2 separate regions of the Homo sapiens genome follow, and region 1 is linked to region 2. The links are chromatin loops, found by intact Hi-C in ENCODE. Cell type or tissue: psoas muscle. All regions are shown on one strand. Links, peaks and the distances in the headings refer to the core of each region. The heading gives the core; the rest is flanking DNA.

Region 1 (8,666 bases), core at 512-8,511, 190 kb after region 2:
GGGCATCTGACACGGTCTCCGCCATTCCAAGGGCTGCTTCCACTCCTCCAGTGAGAGCGAGCCTCGGGACCAGAGGAGCGGCCCAAACAACCCTGAGTGTGATGAGAAACCATTGTTACCGTGGCTCTAAGCTAGGAAGTTTTGCGGTGTTTGGCTTTGTAGCAAAAGGTAACTGACACCCCTTTTATTTAGGGGTCTGCCGTTTCTCCAGTGATTTGTCACGCCATCTTCACTGTATCCTAAGTTTCCATTTTATGGAGTCTGTTTCTGGACTTTCCATTCTGTTCAGCTCGTCTGAATCCGCACATACCAATACTGCAGGTTTAATGACAGAAGCTTTCTAGTGTGCTGCAGTGATGTCTGGATGTACCACTAACTCTAAAAACAAACAAAAAAGACTGATTTTCCTGGAGAGTCTTGCCTTGTCAAAACTGGAATTGAAAATAATCTTGACTAGCTCCATTTTTTTAAAAAAACTGAGAAGTATTGACATCTGTATGTTAAATTGTGTTATCTTAAAACTCGGTATATTTCTCAGTGTTTTAATCTTTTCCTCACTTGTCATTATTTTTTGAAGTTATTCCTAGTTATCTTTTTCCTTTTTTTGAGACATGGTCTCTCTGTCACCCAGGCTGGAGTGCAGTGGTGCAATCATGGTTCACTGCAGTCTTAACCTCCTGGCCTCGAGCTATTCTCTTGCCTCAGCCCCCCAGGTAGTTGGGACTACAGCCGTGAGCCACCATGTCCAGCTAATGTTTTTTATTTTTAGGAGAGATGAGGTCTCCCTATGTTGCCCAGGCTGGCCCCAAATTCCTAGACTCAAGTGATGCTCCTGCCTCAGCCTCCCAAAGTGCTAGGATTATGGTGTGTCGCCATGCCCAGCTCCTATATATCTTTTGTAAAAATTTTATCTTGTACATGCATTCTTTTTTCCTTTTATTATTCTTTTAAACTTATTAATGTCTATTGATTCATATACATTAATTTGCTTTTCAGTCATCTTGCTGAGTTTCCTCATTGTGCCTTAACTTTTTCATTGATTTCTTGGGATTTCCAGAAATGCTGTTGTATCATCTGCAAATAGAAATAATTTGCCTCTTTGGTGGGGCACAGTAGCTTATTCCTGTAATCCTAGCACTTTGGGAGGCTGAGGTGGGAGGATCGCTTGAGCTTAGGAGTTTGAGACCAGCCTGGGCAACATAGCGAGACCTCATCTCTACTAAAAATAAAAATTAGCCGGGGGTGGTGGTGCACACCTGTAGTCCCAGCTACTGGGCTGAATGAGGCGGGAGAAACACTTGAGCCCAGGAGGTTGAAGCTGCCGTGAGCTGTGACTGCACCACTGAACTCCAGCCTGGGTGAGAGGGCAAGACTCTTGTCTCAAAAAAAAAAAAAAAGAAAAAAAAATTCACCTCTTCCTTTCTGATTCAGATGCCTCTAACTGCATCTGATTGCATTGGCTGAACCCTTCAACACAGTGTCACAGAGAAGTGAAGATGCTTACCATGTCTTTTCCCTGATTTGCACAGAATGCATTCACTGTTTCTCCATTCAATTAAATTCTGGCTTTTGAACTCAGGTATACTCTATCATTCCCAAAAAAGTATCCACTTATTTAAGTGTTTTATATACCAGGAATTCGTTCTGGATTTTGTTGAAGCCCTTTTGTCAGCCAGGGAAATGATCACTTGGTTTTTCTTATCTTAGTTAAGATGATGGATTTCCTAATATTGAACAGTTCTTGCATTACTGATGTAAAATGCTATTTGGTCATGAGGTATATTAGTTTATATGGAATATGCTACTAGATGTTTGATATGTGTGATATGTGATTCACAATTTTCTATTGGTGACATGCAGCTTTGTATTTATGTAACTTTTATCAGGTCTAGAAAACAGTGCCAAAATCACTGCATAAAAAGCATTGGGAGGCAGGTGCAGTGGCTCACCTTTGTAATCCCAGCACTTTGGGAGGCCGAGGTGGGCAGATCACCTGAGGTCGCCAGTTTGAGATCAGCCCTACCAACATGGAGAAAACCTGTGTCTACTAAAAATACAAAATTAGCTGGGTATGGTGGTGCATGCCTGTAATCCCAGCTACTGGGGAGGCTGAGGCAGGAGGATCACTTGAACTGGGGAGGTGGAGGTTGCGGTGAGCTGAGATGGCACCATTGCACTCCAGCCTGGGTGACGAGTGAATCTCCGTCTCAAAAAAGAAAAGACAAGAAAAAGCATTGGGAAGTTTTCCTTCCTTTGCTGTGATCAGAAACAGTTGTAACAGTGAGATTATCTGGTTGTGAAGGTCAGAAGAATTCCCTGTGAAACAAAATGGGCTAGTTAAGCCGTTAATTACATTTTCTATTTCTCTCATGGGAATTTGTTTAAGATTTCTTTTTCTCCTGAGTCACTTTTGGCTAATTATTCATTTCAAATTTATTTGCATAAAGTCGTTCAAAGTATCATCACTCTAAACATTTTTTCCACTTCAATATTCAGTCCTGTGTTGGTTTCTCATTTTTGGTGTTTCGTTTTCTTGTCACCTTGATTTGGTTAGCTAGAGGTTTGTCTACTTTCTTTTTTCTTTTCCAAGACCAGCTTTTTGTTCATAAGCTTTACTATTTCTTTGTTCTGATTTTTTTTTTTTTTTTTTTTTTTTTTGAGGAGGAGTCTCACTCTGTCTCCCAGGCTGAAGTGCAGTGGTGCTATCTCAGCTCACTGCAACCTCCACCTCCCAGGTTCAATCGATTCTCCTGCCTCAGCTTCCCAAGTAGCTGGGATCACAGGTGTGAGCCACCATGCCCGGCTAATTTTTGTAGTTTTAGCAGAGATGGGGTTTCACCATGTTGGCCAAGCTGGTCTCGAACTCCTGGTCTCAAAGCAGTGTGCCTGCCTCAGCCTCTCAAAGTGCTGAGATTACAGGCATTAGCTGCCACACCCAGCCTTGCTTGTTATTTTGCAACTGTTTCTCCTTTGTTTACTTTAATCTTTTCCTAATTTTGCATTTGATGTTTCTTTTTCATTTTGGATGTAATTTTCTTTGCCTCATTGCTTTAATTGCATCATGGATTCTGATACAAGGTGTTACCATTTTGAACAAATTCTATGGTTGTGGTTTGTATTTGTCCTCTGACCCAAGAGTAATTTAATAGAGTTAGTAACATTTCCAGTAGGGAATTTTTGAGTCTTTAATTTCTAGTTTTACTGTACTGTGATTAGAGAATATGTTTAGATTCTCTCTGCTTTGTGGAATTACTGAAGTTTCCTTTGTGTCTTAATATGTGGCAAGTTTCCATAAACGTTTCAAGGGAGGTTGGAAAGGTGTTTTCTCTGTTATTGAAGCGCAATGCTTGGTATCATATCCATGAGAAACTGAAGGCTTCTAGATAATTTCATTTTGGCCTCTTAACCTGTCTTGGATTCAGAGTGGCAATGTTAACCTTTATGAATGTGTTTTTTTATTCCTACCTATCCTGCAGTTTCCGTTTTTTGAAGACTGCTGTTTTATGTGGTGCATAGATACTCCTGTCATGTCTACATTGGGAATTGCAGCTTCTAGCATTATCAAGTCACTTTCTCATGCATTGTTTTTAAGGCTGATTTCTACCCTGTCACACATCAAGACTGTAACTTGCTTCCTCGTCTAATTTGGCTTCATAGCTTGTACCCCTCCATGCACGTCTTTATGGGTAGCCTTTAGCCTTTCTGAATTTTTGTCTTAGGTGTCCCTCTAGAGTATTGGCAGAGAGTTGGTGGGTTTTGCTTTGTGGTCTGGGGTAGATGGAATGTATTTGTAGTCTATACCCTAGCTATGACTCACTTTATGGCAGGGAACACTTCTCCACCCTCTGACGCTGGGCTGGGCATGGAGCAAAGTGGTCAATGGGATTGTGGTGCACCTGGCGTGAGCAAAGGTGTGCTATGTGCTTGGGGCCAGGCTCATGCTCCTGCACTCCAGCCTATTGCCATGACCAGGACAGGCCTCGACCGGTGGGGTCAGGAGAATGAGGGATATGTGGAGCAGTCCTAGACCCCCTATGGCTCAGACTGACCCAGTTCTAGACCAGGGGAACCCCGTGCATCTGCAGATGGGGGCTGAGAAATCAGTGCTTGTTTCCTGCACACTTTGGGGTTGCCAGAGAACTAGGGTGGCGGTAGCTTATGGATACAAGGTCTTCAAAGACCTTTCTCTTAGCAGGGGAGCTAGGTATACTTGCATTTTGATGTAGCTGGTGTCTTTGGTTTGTTCTGGAAGGTTGTTTGCCGTTGTGAATTCACTATGTGGAGTATGGCGTCCTCGTGTGGCTTTCATTCTGAAGACTGGTCTGTTCCACTCTCCCTTTTTGGCTTGGTTATTTTTTTTTTTCTGTATTTAGGAAGGCTTTATTTTTGTTCTGGAGCTGTATTAGTCAGTGTTCTCCAGAGAAAACTGAACAAATAGGACAAACACACACACTCACACACTCATGAGGGGATTTATTGTGGGAATTGATTGGTTCATGCCCTTCAGGAGGCCAGGAAGCCCCAGGATATGCCAGTGGCAAGCTGGAAAACCGGAAAGCCCATGGTGCAATTCAGTTCGAGTCCAAAGGCCTAAGAACCAGAACAGCTGGTGGTGTCCCTCTCAGTCCCAGGCCACAGGCCTGAGAACCTGGGGGCTTCTGGTTTAAGACATGGGGTCCAGAGGCCCAAGAACCTGGAGTTCTCATACGCAAGGGCAGGAGAAGGTGGATGTCCCAGGTCAAGCATAGAACAAATTTCCCCTCCTTCCTCCTGTTGGTTGTATCTGGGCCTCAGCAGATTGAAGCAGGCTTGCTCACACTGGCGCGGGTGGCCCTCAGTCAGTCCACTGGGTCAAGTGCTCATCTCTTCCAGAACCCCCCCACAGAAACACGAGAAATCACGTTCTCCCTGCTCCCTGGACATCCCTTAGCCTAGTCAAGCTGACTGCTAAAATGAGCCATCACAAGGGCTGCCTTGGTAATAGTGACTTCTGCTAATGCCCACGGTGCCCGCTTTTCCTAACTGGCCTTGTGCTATCATTGAGCACTGTCAGCTGCAATAAAATCACCCGACTCTCACCTGCTAACAGTGCAGCAGCGGATCGGCTGACTGCCTTTCCCTTTCTCTTCCTTCTCTTCCAGTTTTTTGAATGCGTGGGTGCTTTTCTGGGTTTGGTAGTGCAATCATGCCCTCTTGCGCTGCTAAGGTGAATTGCAGTTCCCGTAATAAAAGATACTTTTAGGTGGGCTTGGTGAATCTTTGACAGCATCTCTGTGATGAGGCCCCCCTCTTAGCTGCTTCTTTCTTGCCCTTCATCACCAAAGCTCCCGGACACCCTTGCGAGGTGCTTCTGGCCCGATGGCCTGTCCAAGTGCTTCCTGTAGCTCTTGCTTAGCAGGCTGCCTTTCTCCTCTCAGGGCGGCTCCCTCCTCCTGCTCTGTGCATCGCGCCTCCACAGGGACCACCCATTTCCTCCGGCTGTGCATCCCCCACTGGCTGCCCCTGGCACCCACCCAGGACCTCCACGGGGACCCCCTCATTCCTTTCCGCTGTGTACCCCCCACCCCTGCACCCCCCCCAGGACCTCCACAGGGACCTTCTATCCCCTCCAGCTGTGCACCCCCCCCACCCCACCCAGGACCTCCAAGGGGACCCTCACCTCCTCCAGCTACACATGCCCCCCTGCCCCTGCATCCCACCCAGGACCTCCATGGGGACTCCCCACCCCGTCCATCTGTGCAGCCCCCTGCCCTTGCACCCTACCCAGAACCTCCATGAGGACCCCCTCAATCCCCTCCCACTGTGCATCCTCCCCTGCCCCTGCACCCCCCCACAACCTCCACAGGGACTCCCCACCCTCTCCTGCTGTGCAACCCCCACCCCTGTACCCCCCTGACAACCTCCACAGGGACCCTCCACCCTCTCCCATTGTGCACCCCCCCACCCCTTCACCCCACCCACAACCTCCACAGGGACCCCCACCCTCTCCCACTGTGTACCCCCCTGTACCCCACCCACAACCTCCACAGAGACTCTCCACCCTCTCCCACTGTGCACCCCCCCAACCCCTGCACCCCACGCACAACCTCCACAGGGACTCCCCACCCTCTCCCGCTGTGTACCCCCCTGCCCCTGCATCTCACCGGCAAGTGATTCTACATCAACTCTGCTGCTCTAAGATGTTGATTTTCCCACTGACCTTTAAGTGAATTTTGTGGTTCTTGCTCTTTCCCAAACACAGTGTAGGTCTGACAGCTATAGGTGACTGTTTCTTTGCTTTGGAGACTTGGTCTTGCGCTGTGGCCCAGGCTGGAGTGCAGTGGGGTGATCATGGCTCATGTAGCCTTGACCTCACTGGTTAAAGCAATCCTCCTACCTCAGCCTCCAGAGTAGCTGGGAACACAGGCAGGCACCACCATGCCTGGTTAATGTTTTGATATTGTAGAGATGGAGGTCTCACTATGTTGCTCAGGCTGGGATTACAGGGGTGAGTCACAGCATGTGGCCCCTCCTTGTTCTTTGAAAAGTTCTCAGAGGGTGTGAGAAGAGATTCCAATTCAGGTATTATCCTCTGGTATTTTCATTTTAGAATGTGTTCTTCCCTATTAACTACATAGAAAATGACAAAGTGCTTCAGGTCCTACGTATCAGATTTAATTGGAACACTTTACTGTGGAGGTGGGGGTGGGGTGTGGTTAGGAATAATAGACAAGAAAAGCTTTCCCTGAGGGCCTTGAAAGTCCTGAAGCTCCACGTTAGAAATGAGGGTGGGTGATCTTCACCCCATGCCTACAAGCAGCAGCCGCCAGGTCTTTATCACAGGCCTGCTCTGGGCTGAGCGGTGAGATGGGGTCTCTTGAAAAGTGGGCACTGAACTGAATGCACTGAGCTAAGAGGCATCTCAGGGGATACCTGGCCTCCAGCAGCACCAAAACGGGGTCCATGGTCATCCCAGGGACTCAGCATTGTGGTCGAACCATGGTGTCCCCCTCTCCAGGCTCCAGTCCTCGCCAGAATCACCAACTCTGCCAGAAACTCGATTATTTCTTTCCGTTTGTTCCTTGTTTGCCAACACAACACTGTCTGCATGGCAACACGTTATGGGACATCCGTAAGGTGGAATGTTATGCAGACGTTATAAATTGTCGAGTCTTCCACTGCCTCATCACAGTGGATTAAGGGAAAAAGAATAGCATTTACACACACACACACTGTTACTAAACTGTATTCTGTAGAGTGCACAGGCTGTTGTTCAGAGATTTATTCATATATGCACACCATCTTTTCCAAAGGCTCTAAAAGGTCCAGCAGAAAGAAACGCATTGAACTGCGTGCAATGCATCGTTCCCTAGAGGTGTGTGACCGATGACACTTTCCACGTGGGGCACCAAGCAACACTGACAGTACCGTTTGGGAAGCACTTCAGAGATGTAAACTAGGTGACTGAGAAATATGTATGGAGGGACGGTGGAAGAACAGTTGGCCACATACTCAATTATACGTGATTTGAGGTAGTGAGCTTATGGGGACTTTTTTTTCCTGTTTTTCATCAATCTATTCTCACTACATTTACTACATGTTAAAAGACACTCGACATAAGTTAAAACACAATGTCTAAAAGCCTCTGACCACTGCCCCAATTTTTACTTAACAAGGCATGCCAGCGGGCCCCAGAGCCTTGCCAGCACGGTCCCCACCTCATGTTCTGGGCCCTGATCTCATGTTGCCGCCACATGGTGTCATGCGTTGTAGCACATTTCCTGCTGTGCTCCCAAAGCATTCACTTAGGAAATCCACTTTGTGCTCCATGTTGAGATTACAGTATGTACAAAGACAGACACTGTCTTGACTTTTTGACCTTTACTGTCAAAGGACATGCATGAACAGTAACAAAACAATCAAGGCTGGTACGGCTGGAATGTGAGGGGAATGTGACTGTTGAGGGGCAGGCAGGGGCCATGTGAAGGATGGGATTTCTTTCCTCCTAAGGGCAACAGGAAATCACCGATAGGGCTTTAAGCAGGAGCACCTTAAAAAAATGACTCCATGTCTAGGCAGCTGGGTGTAGTGGCTCACGGCTGTAAAGTCAGCACTCTGGGAGGCCAAGGTGGGAGGATCGCTTGAGCCCAGGAGTTCGAGATCAGCCTGGGCAACATAGACCCCGTCTCTACAACAAAAAACACTATAGTCAGGTATGGTGGTACGCCTCTGTAGTCACAGCTACTCAGGAGGCTGAGGGGGGAGGATCACAGGTGGTCAGGGCTGCAGTGAGCCGTGATTGCCCCACCACACTCCAGCTTTGCCAACAGAGCAAGACCCGTGTGGGGAATAGACAGGGGTCCCCCCAGGAAGGCCAGTGCCAAGGCAGGGAGCTCTAGTCGAGGAGAGAGACATGAGGGCCTGCAGTGGGGTGAGACGTGAAGAGACTCAGATGGATTCCAGAAGAAGCAGGAGGCACAAATCAAGAGTTCGGGGAAAGACGGACAGGACACCAGGGAGAAAGTCACGAGCAACCCCAGGTCCTGGTTTAAATAGGTCAATGGTGATGTCATTCACCAGGACAGGGAACAGAGGAGAGGACCGGGTTTCCGCTGCATGGGGCTATACGGTGAAGAACATGGTCATGGAGGGCTTGCAGGGCTGGGCTGTCAGAAACACCAAGGGGA
Region 2 (8,666 bases), core at 262-8,261:
AACATACCTCATGAACTTGCTGATTTGGCTGATGCAGAATGTTGATGGCACCAACTGGTTCGTGTTTTTTGTTTTTTGTTTTTTTGAGACAGAGTTTTGCTCTTGTTGCCCAGGCTGGAGTGCAATGGTGCGATCTCAGCTTACCGCAACCTCTGCCTCCCTGGTTCAAGCAATTCTCCTGCGTCAGCCTCCCGAGTAGCTGGGATTACAGGCATGCGCCACCACACCCGGCTAATTTTGTATTTTTAGTAGAGATGGGGTTTTGCCACGTTGGTCAGGCTGGTCTCGAACTCGTGACCTCAGGTGATCCGCCCACCTTAGCCTATCAAAGTGCTGGGATTACAGGCGTGAGCCACTGCGCCCGGCCAACTGGTTCATTTTAACTGCATAGCAGGAGGTATGGATAGACAGATGAATTGAAGAAGGAATTGTTCAGGATCCAAGCAGAACCTAAAGAAAAAGTTTCTAGCCCCACTAGAAACTTGCTGGATTGGAAAAAACAACTGTTTCTTGTTCCTAACCTTAACAGCCCAGTAAAAATTCTCCCAGAAAACAAAAACCTGAAGGGATGACCAGATGTGATGGCTCATGCCTGTAATCCTAGCAGTTTGAGAGGCCTAGGTGGAAGGATCGCCTGAGGCCAGGAGTTTGAGGTTACAGAGAGCCCTCAGTTGCACCATTTCACTCCAGCCTGGCAGGGACAGAGTGAGATCCTGTTTCAAAAAAAAAAGTTAAAAAAATGTGGAGGTAGGGGAGAAACCTGGTGCTAAAGATCAAATCCAGGGAACTTCTAGTAAAACGTGGCCTCCGGGTCAAGACCAAATCAGTGACACAGCTATAAGACCCTTTTGTTGATATTTCAGAAAGATTTAAGCATTTGCCAGGTGGATCCTCTCAGCTAGATAAAAAGGCCTCTAAGAATCTTTAGGGCATTGTTCCTCAGCAGTAGATGCAGGGTCCAAAGCAGAAAAGGCTTGTCTCCGAAAGAAACTAAGGGTGGCTTTTGTCTAATGCAGTGGATTGTAATCAGATACACAGGAAACACAACATTTTTAATTGTACTTGCTTGACTGAAAGGAATGGAGACTTTTTTTTTTCTTTTGAGATAGAGTCTCACTCTCTTGCCCAGGCTGGAGTGCAGTAGCAGGATCTCTGCTCACTGCAACCTCCACTTTCCAGGTTCAAGCAATTCTTCTGCCTCAGCCTCCCGCATAGCTGGGACTACAGGTGCATGCCATCAAGCCTGGCTAATTTTTGTATTTTTAGTAAAGATGGGGGTTTCGCCATATTGGTCAGGCTGGTCTCAAACTCCTGACCTCATGATCCGCCTACCTCGGCCTCCCAAAGTGCTGGGATTACAGGCGTGAGCCACCATGCCCGGTGGAACAGAGTCATTTTAAAACAAAAGGTAGCCTTTGTGGCCCCAGCTCCCTAAGTGCAGGAAGCCAGCAAACATGGTCATACCTTATGGAAAAGAAGGATGATTCAGAGGGTGGAGCCAAGAGCCTAAGAGGACCATTCCCAGGAAGCTGACCCGGGGCTTTCATCAATGTTTTCTACCCTTGGAGCAGGGAGGATTGTATCCCGTGGAATTTCAGAATGGCCACGGACCTGTGACTACCCTAGGTCTCGTGTTTTTGAATGGGAGCGTGTATTGTGGCGCCTGAGTTCCTGTTTTGCCATTCTACGTTGGGTCTATAGGGGGAGAGAACTTGTTGTCTCTTTAGTTCACAGGTCTTCAGAGCAGGAGGAACCACACCCAAAGGCCTCAGCAACAACTGGCTGAGATTTAGTTGATGAGTAACTTGACTTCAAGCCTAGGCCTGAGGCTGAATTGGGGTGAGACTCTGGGAGTTACGGGAGGTAAAGGGAAGTTCATTTTGCATGTGAGAGAGGCTTTGGGGACCAGGTAGTAGACTATGGTGACTGGTCTCCAAAGATGGCCCAATGACTCATGCCTCCCTATGTGCATGCCTTTGTGCAGTCCACTCCCACATCATATCTGGGCTGGTTCTGTGACCTACTTTAACCAACAGAAGGCAGCAGATGTGATGGATGCCATGCCAGCTCTGGACCTAAGAATTAAGGTGGCCTGCTAGTGTCAGCCTTTGCTGTTTGGAAGACCCTGAGCGACCATATAAGAAGCCTGTTTACCTTGTGCTCATAAGACCACATGGAAAGGCCTTGGGTAGGGGAGAAGCCCTGAAACCACCTGGAAAAAGACAGGTGCAGCCTTTCTGGTCTGGCTGAGTTCACACCTCTAGCCACCCCACCAACCTGCCAGACATGAGAATGCCATCTTGGATGTTCTAGCAGAGTTGAGTCCCTGGATGATATCGTGTAGAGCAGAACTGACCTCAGATTACCTGAGTCAACCCACAGAGTCATGAGAAGAGAATACAATGGTGGTATATTTTTTAGTGTGTGTGGTTTTTTGTTGTTGTTGTTGTTGTTTGTTTGATTTGAGACAGAGTCTCACTCTTTCATCCAGGCTGGAGAGCAGTGGTGTGATCTTGGCTCACTGAAAGCTCTGCCTCCTGGGTTTAAGCAATTCTCCTGCCTCAGCCTCCCAAGTAGCTTGGGTTACAGGTGCCTGCCACCTGTAATTTTTTTTTTTTTTTTTTTTTTTTGAGACAGAGTCTTGCTCTGTCGCCCAGACTGGAGTGCAGTGGCTCAATCTCGGCTCACTGCAATCTCTGCCACCCGGGCTCACACCATTCTCCTGCCTCAGCCTCCCCTGTAGCTGGGACTACAGGTGCCCGCTGCCACGCCTGGCTAATTTTTTGTATTTTTAGTACAGACGGGGTTTCAACGTGTTAGCCAGGATGGTCTCGATCTCCTGACCTCGTGATCCGCCTGCCTTGGCCTCCCAAAGTGCTAGGATTACATGTGTGAGCCACTGCACCTGGCCTGATTTTTGTATTTTTAGTAGAGACAGGGTTTCACCATGTTGGCCAAGCTGGTTTTGAACTACTGACCTCAAGTGATCCACCCACCTTGGCCTCCCCAAGTGCTGAGATTACAGGTGTGAGCAACCGTGCCCAGTCAATGGTGATATTTTAAAGCCACTCAGTTTTGGGATAGTTTGTTATACAGCAGTAAACAGCTAAAATGCCATTGGCCAAATCCAATCAGAAATTAAAGAACAAGAAGCCCAGGAAAAGTGTGCTTATAATCATCCTCCAGAAGCAGAGAGTGGAATGGAGAAGGGTGAGGAGTGGATCTGGAGGGGTGAACTGAAGATAACTAACACTGGTCCTGAAGGCTTAGATATGGGGTAAGAGACAGGGATTCCTGGGTTTGTGACATTCGGAATTGGAAGGATTGTGAGACCTTTGCTGAAACAGGGATGGCTAGACAACAACCATGTTTTGGGGGGAAAGGCTTGATTTCTATTCTGGATATATAGAGGTTGAGAGGCTTTGGGACATTCACATGGAAGTGTCAAAGGAGAGGAATGTGAGAACCGTCAGCGTACAAAGCTGGGAACTGTAGCTGAGGGTGAAGTTGCCCAGAGCGAAAGGCCGGGGTGAGATAAGAAGAGGGCCAAGGACTGAGCTCTGAGGAACCCAAGCATTTAACAGTCAAGCCTGCAAAGGAGACAGAGAAGGGACAACCAGAGAGGTAGGATAAAAAATGAGGATTGTGCAATGTCAGGGAAGACATGAAAAGAGGATGATAGAAGAGAGCAGTCAATGACATCTTACACTGCTCAGAGGTCAAGTCAGAAGAGAACTGAGGGCCAGGTGCAGTGGCTCACACCTGTAATCCCAACACTTTGGGAGGCTGAGGCAGGGGGATCACTGGAGCCCAGGAGTTCGAGACCAGCAACATGGTAAGACCCTGTCTCAAAAATAAATAGACAGACAGACAGACAGACAGATAGGACCAAAGGATCCATCGAGGTTGGTGGCCTTCAGGAAAGCCATTCCAGTTTTCTGGGGCTCACTAAAGTGAGCACTCACTCCCTTATTAGGCAGCATGAAATGAGTGAGCCCATAAAATGGGGCCAGCAGAAGAGCTGGGGCTATTTCCAAAGAGGGAATCCAGATGGCCAACAAACCCTTGAAAAGGGGCCAAACCTCAATAGTCACCAGAGAAATGTGAATTAAAACCACAATGAGCTTTCATTTTACGCCCACTAAATTGGCTAAAAATAAAAAACCTAATGATACTAGAATTTGGCAGGGGTATTAAGCAAGTGGAACTCTCAGGTGCTGTTGGTAGGAATGCAAGTTGATATAACCATCTTGGGAACAGTTTGACATTAACTAGTGTGGTTGAGGATGTGCATAGTGTGTTAAGCCAGGTTTCCTGAGAAACTGAGGAGGGTGTTGGCATGCAGAGGTTTTATGGGGAATGCCCTTAGAAATAGCACCTATGAGGTAGTGAGGAATCAGGATTTCCCATAGGGAGAGGATGAACTGTGCTAGAGTTGTAACAGAGACCTCTGTCACTGGGAGCTCTGAAACTGGGATGGCCCTTCACAGTTGTCCTGAACTGACAGAAGGGCATCATGCCTTTATACTCCTCTGTTGATCAGTCATTGGCTGGAACTGCACCCAAAGAGTGGTTGCAACCTTTTCCACTAGAGGGCTCTCCTGCCACCTGGGAAGTGAGTGAGTGCCTTGGTCCTGAAGAGGGAGATCTAACACATCACAGCATCCACTACAGTCCTGCACCACATGGATCCCCCTGCTTCATAAAATAAGCTAAACCCATCTGAGAACAGCTTCTCCAGGATTCTGCTTCATCTCTTTTTCTCTTTCTTTCCTTCTTTTTCTTCCCCTTTCTTTCTTTCTTTTTATTTCTCTTTTTTCTCTCTCTTTTCTTTCTCCCTCTTTTCTTTCTCTCCTTTTTTCTTTCTTTTCCCTTTCCCCTTTCTTTTCCTTTCTAATAAGGTCTCACTCTTTTGCCCAGGCTGGAGTTGCAGTGGCAACCATGGCTCACTGCAACCTCGACCTCCTGGGCTCAAGTGATTCTCCCACCTCAGCCTCCCAAGTAGCTGGGACTACAGGTGTGCACCACCATACCCGGCTAATTTTTATAGAGACAGGATCTTGCTATATTGTCCAGGCTGGTTGAAAACTCCTGAGTTCAAGTAATCCTCCCATCTTTGCCTCCAAAAGTGTTAGGATAACAGGTGTGAGCCATTACACCTGGCCATTTTCTTTTCTTTTTTCATCTCTTTTTCTGGGGAAGTTTGAGAAGGTTAGTGGAATGAATGGCAGCTGTCACGCTGCAGCTGGTCTCAGGGCACAGCTGATAGTCTTCTTCTCCCTCCTCTCCTGTGCATTCTAGATCCCCTCACCCTCGGCCAGCGTCTCTGCTGGTCTAGGTGGCTTACCTAGTGAGATGGCCCTGAGAGGTTTGAGACCATGGTCACCATGCTTGTCTCAGGTCATGGTTGCCGCATCTGTCTATTAACCATCAAAGTTGGTCAGAGAAGAACCAAGAATCACCGCAATAGATCTGCTGGAGTGTTAGATGAGTCCCTCCCCATCCTGTTGTGCAACAGCAGCCCTGCCTCCTCCTGGTGATCATTTAACCTGCCAAGAACATGACTCCTTTTTTTGCCTGCTGGTCTGTTGGTGTAAGGAGCCTGAAGTGACCAGGTGGCAGCTGGTTTGATAAGACAAATTTTATTGGCCTCCTGGGGGAAGCATCCTCCTGCTGGGAATGAGGACTTCTAGACCTATAGAGCCTAGAGCTGTACAGATGAAAGGACTGATTTCTCCCAGCAGCTCACTGGGAGTACAGTGAGAGCAGCCACTCATACTTCCACCCCCGGATTCCCAGATCCATTTATTCTACTTCGACAAGACAGCCCCAGCCCCAACCTGGAAATACCATCTGATGTCTCTCTACAGGCCTGCAAAGAGCAGGCACTTGAGCTCTTAATCAACAACTCATAAATGGCTGTTGATTCAGGGTGAATACTGCATCCTGGGGGATGGTGCTGTATCCTTGCAGTGTCATTTCCAGATTGATGCCTTGGCTGCATTTCTTTTTTTCTAACTAAAGTGCTTTTTATTTATTTTATTTTATTTTATTAATTTTTTGGGGGCGACAGAGTCTCACTCTTGCTGGAGTGCAGTGGCATGATCTTGGCTCACTGCAACCTCTGCCTCCCAGGTTCAAATGATTCCTGTGCCTCAGCCTCCCAAGTAGGTGGGACCACAGGTGTGTGTTACTTCACCTGTAGTAGCTTTTTGTATTTTTAGTAGAGACGGGGTTTCACCATGTTGCCCAGGCTGGTCTTGAACTCCTGGGCTCGAGTGATCTGCCTGCCTTGGTCTCCCAAAGTGCTGGGATTACAGGTGTGAGCCACTGCACCCGGCCACTAAAGTGCTTTTTAAATTTTTAGACTTGCCAAACATCTTTAATATAGAAATTCTTTAATCTATCAACTCAAATCACAGCAGCAGCCACAAAGCAGTTAAAGGAAGGGTCTTGGGAGGGAGAAAGGAAGGTTTTCAGGCTCCTGACTATTTCCCTCACCTGCAATCCCGCTTGCTGCCCATGAGAACACGGTCTTAGCAGAGAACAAGTCAAGGCATCCAGAGCCGTAGGGGCCTTACAGCCCACTCTAGGGTGGCCTAAGTGCTGTAGTCCCCTCCAACATGACATCACTGCAACCTCTAGGGAAAGCCAAATCCAGCTAGGAGACAATAGGAAGGTGATTGTTACTGAGAGGAGACATTCATCTGCATTCTGCTGATCATGTCTTTTGGAGATAGAATTTTCCAGACACTGTTGGATAGAAAAGAGTTAAAAATGCACCTGGGAGAAGAATAGAAGTTGAACGTTAGTCTGCCTTCTGCCAGAATTCCTTGCCCATGACTCTAGAAAGCTGGCGTGGATCTGCTCAGAGTTGGGAAGGGGAAGGGATGACAGAATCTTTGGTCCAGTGGGGCTGGAGCCTTGCCAGGCACTGACCAAGAAAGCCTCAAGGCAGATCAGCGACTCCTGTGGGAAGCAGCACTGGGTGAACCATACTCCAGGGAGTGCTGTGGTACAAAAATAGCTTTCAGGCAGAACTTATTGCAGGTGTGGAAGAGAGAAAGGACTCAAATGGGAAAGAATTAAGAGCTCAAGTGCCTGCCTTTTACAGGTCTACAGGGAGACGTGAAATGATATTTCCAGTTTGGGGCTGGGAAAGACCCAGTCTATTGTTCCTCTGGGGCCCAGTTTGACTGTTTGGATGTAGGCAACAGCACCAAAGTCCTCCAGGGTCATTGAGGCCAGCTGCTTCTGGGCAAGGTGGTATGTGGTAAGTCCAGTGGATGTCACAGTCATAAGCAAGGCTGTACCACCTTTGCTGTCTCTTGGTCTAATGGGAGTTATCTGAGACTCTTGGTCTAATGTGATATTATCTGAGACCAAATGTTAGTGGATCAGTGCTTTGCAAGTCCTTAGATCGGCCGAGGCGTTGTAGCCAGGAAATGTAACACACACCCAAAAGATGTGTCAGTTGCAGTCAACATGAATTGCTTCCCCTTCCAGGTAGAAGAGGTCTGATGTAACTAGCTTGCCACCAAGGGGCTGATGGGGCTCCTTGAAGGATGGTTGTCATGTTGAGGTTTTTTTTTTTTTAATTATTTTTTCTCATACATCACATGAAGGATGAAGAGGGCTCTATGTTAATCTTTGTTGCTGGAAGATTGGACATTCAACAGTGACAGTAGCTAGAGCATTCTTAGTGAATGCAGAACCTCTAACCCCGCCACATAGCTTCTCCATTTGTAAACCCATTGTGCCAGAACTGGGGTGGCCAGTGACAGAGGCTGACTGCTGAATGGACTGAGTCTCTCTGCCTATTTTGTTACATGGTAACTTCTCCACGGTAGATGCTGTCTGGGGGACAGGAGCATAAGATGCAAAGATTTTCACACTTTGTGCCAGTTCCCATGGGTCCACACATCCCTGTGTCCCAGACCTCCTTGTCTCTAATCTTCCTATATTTATCCTTCCTAATTTTGCCACTGCCCATATGTCTGTAACTTACCTCAGGTTATTTCTCTTGGCCACGAAGTGGTTGAGCATGTGCACTGCCCAAAGTTCGGCCTGTTGGGAAGATTCCTTCTCATTAGTGTCTTTAAGGGTCCCTGCTGAGTGAGGCTGCAGTGCAGTTGTTCTCTGTTTTCAACTTGCACTGCCATGCTGAATGCACCCACCTGTGGATCAAGCTTGGCCTTTTTCCTGTTTGCTGGCTGGTCATAAGGGAGCCCAAAAGCAGCTGCCAGGGTGAGCCGAAGGAGGCATGCAGGTGTCACACTGGGGGATGACATGGGGGTCTTGGCCACCATGGGGATCTTGTGCAGCTTACTCGTGCTCTCTGGCCCTGCTTGTGCCTGATCCCAGATGTTCCACCTTACTATGGATTGCTGTCAAGCCCATCTGACCTTGTCATTTGGTAGCTCTGACAGATCCCAGCTTGGGATGGACAGTTCTGGCTGCAAGGGTCACTTAATGTCCAATGGTCAAGCCCTCTATCTCTACGAGGGCCACCCACAGGTAATTTGTCAAATGGCAATAATTCTCTGCTGCAGACTGAATGGCTTTGCTCTGGAACTTGAGGGATCTACGTGGTGATTCTCTCATTGGGGCTTGCCATAAATATATGGCATCTCTTCCCACCACAGATACCTCTAATAGCCCAGGTT

The links. Hi-C counts contacts between places; a loop is a spot of excess contacts. Peaks named below come from ENCODE experiments on the same cell type or tissue, not always from the same donor. Only the 100,000 strongest peaks of a DNase experiment are listed, where the experiment ranks them.
Region 1: it touches region 2 in a loop (4-fold over the local background); 19 of 110 quality-filtered maps call a loop at or near these places.

Annotation. Positions count from the first base shown.
Region 1 is chr3:12,886,972-12,895,637 of GRCh38, forward strand. The region is part of intron 4 of LOC105376956 (a long non-coding RNA gene); the gene reads left to right. Among named protein-coding and RNA genes, the nearest start is that of LINC02022, 6.1 kb to the left of the region's middle. In psoas muscle, for the core only: a CTCF peak has its summit at 5,203; DNase peaks (open chromatin) are centred at 5,175 and 5,452; H3K4me3 peaks cover 500 bases; H3K27ac peaks cover 440 bases.
Region 2 is chr3:12,702,064-12,710,729 of GRCh38, forward strand. No RefSeq gene overlaps it. Among named protein-coding and RNA genes, the nearest start is that of RAF1, 42 kb to the left of the region's middle. In psoas muscle, for the core only: CTCF peaks have their summits at 4,586 (motif pointing right) and 6,977; DNase peaks (open chromatin) are centred at 4,588 and 6,938; H3K27ac peaks cover 1,996 bases.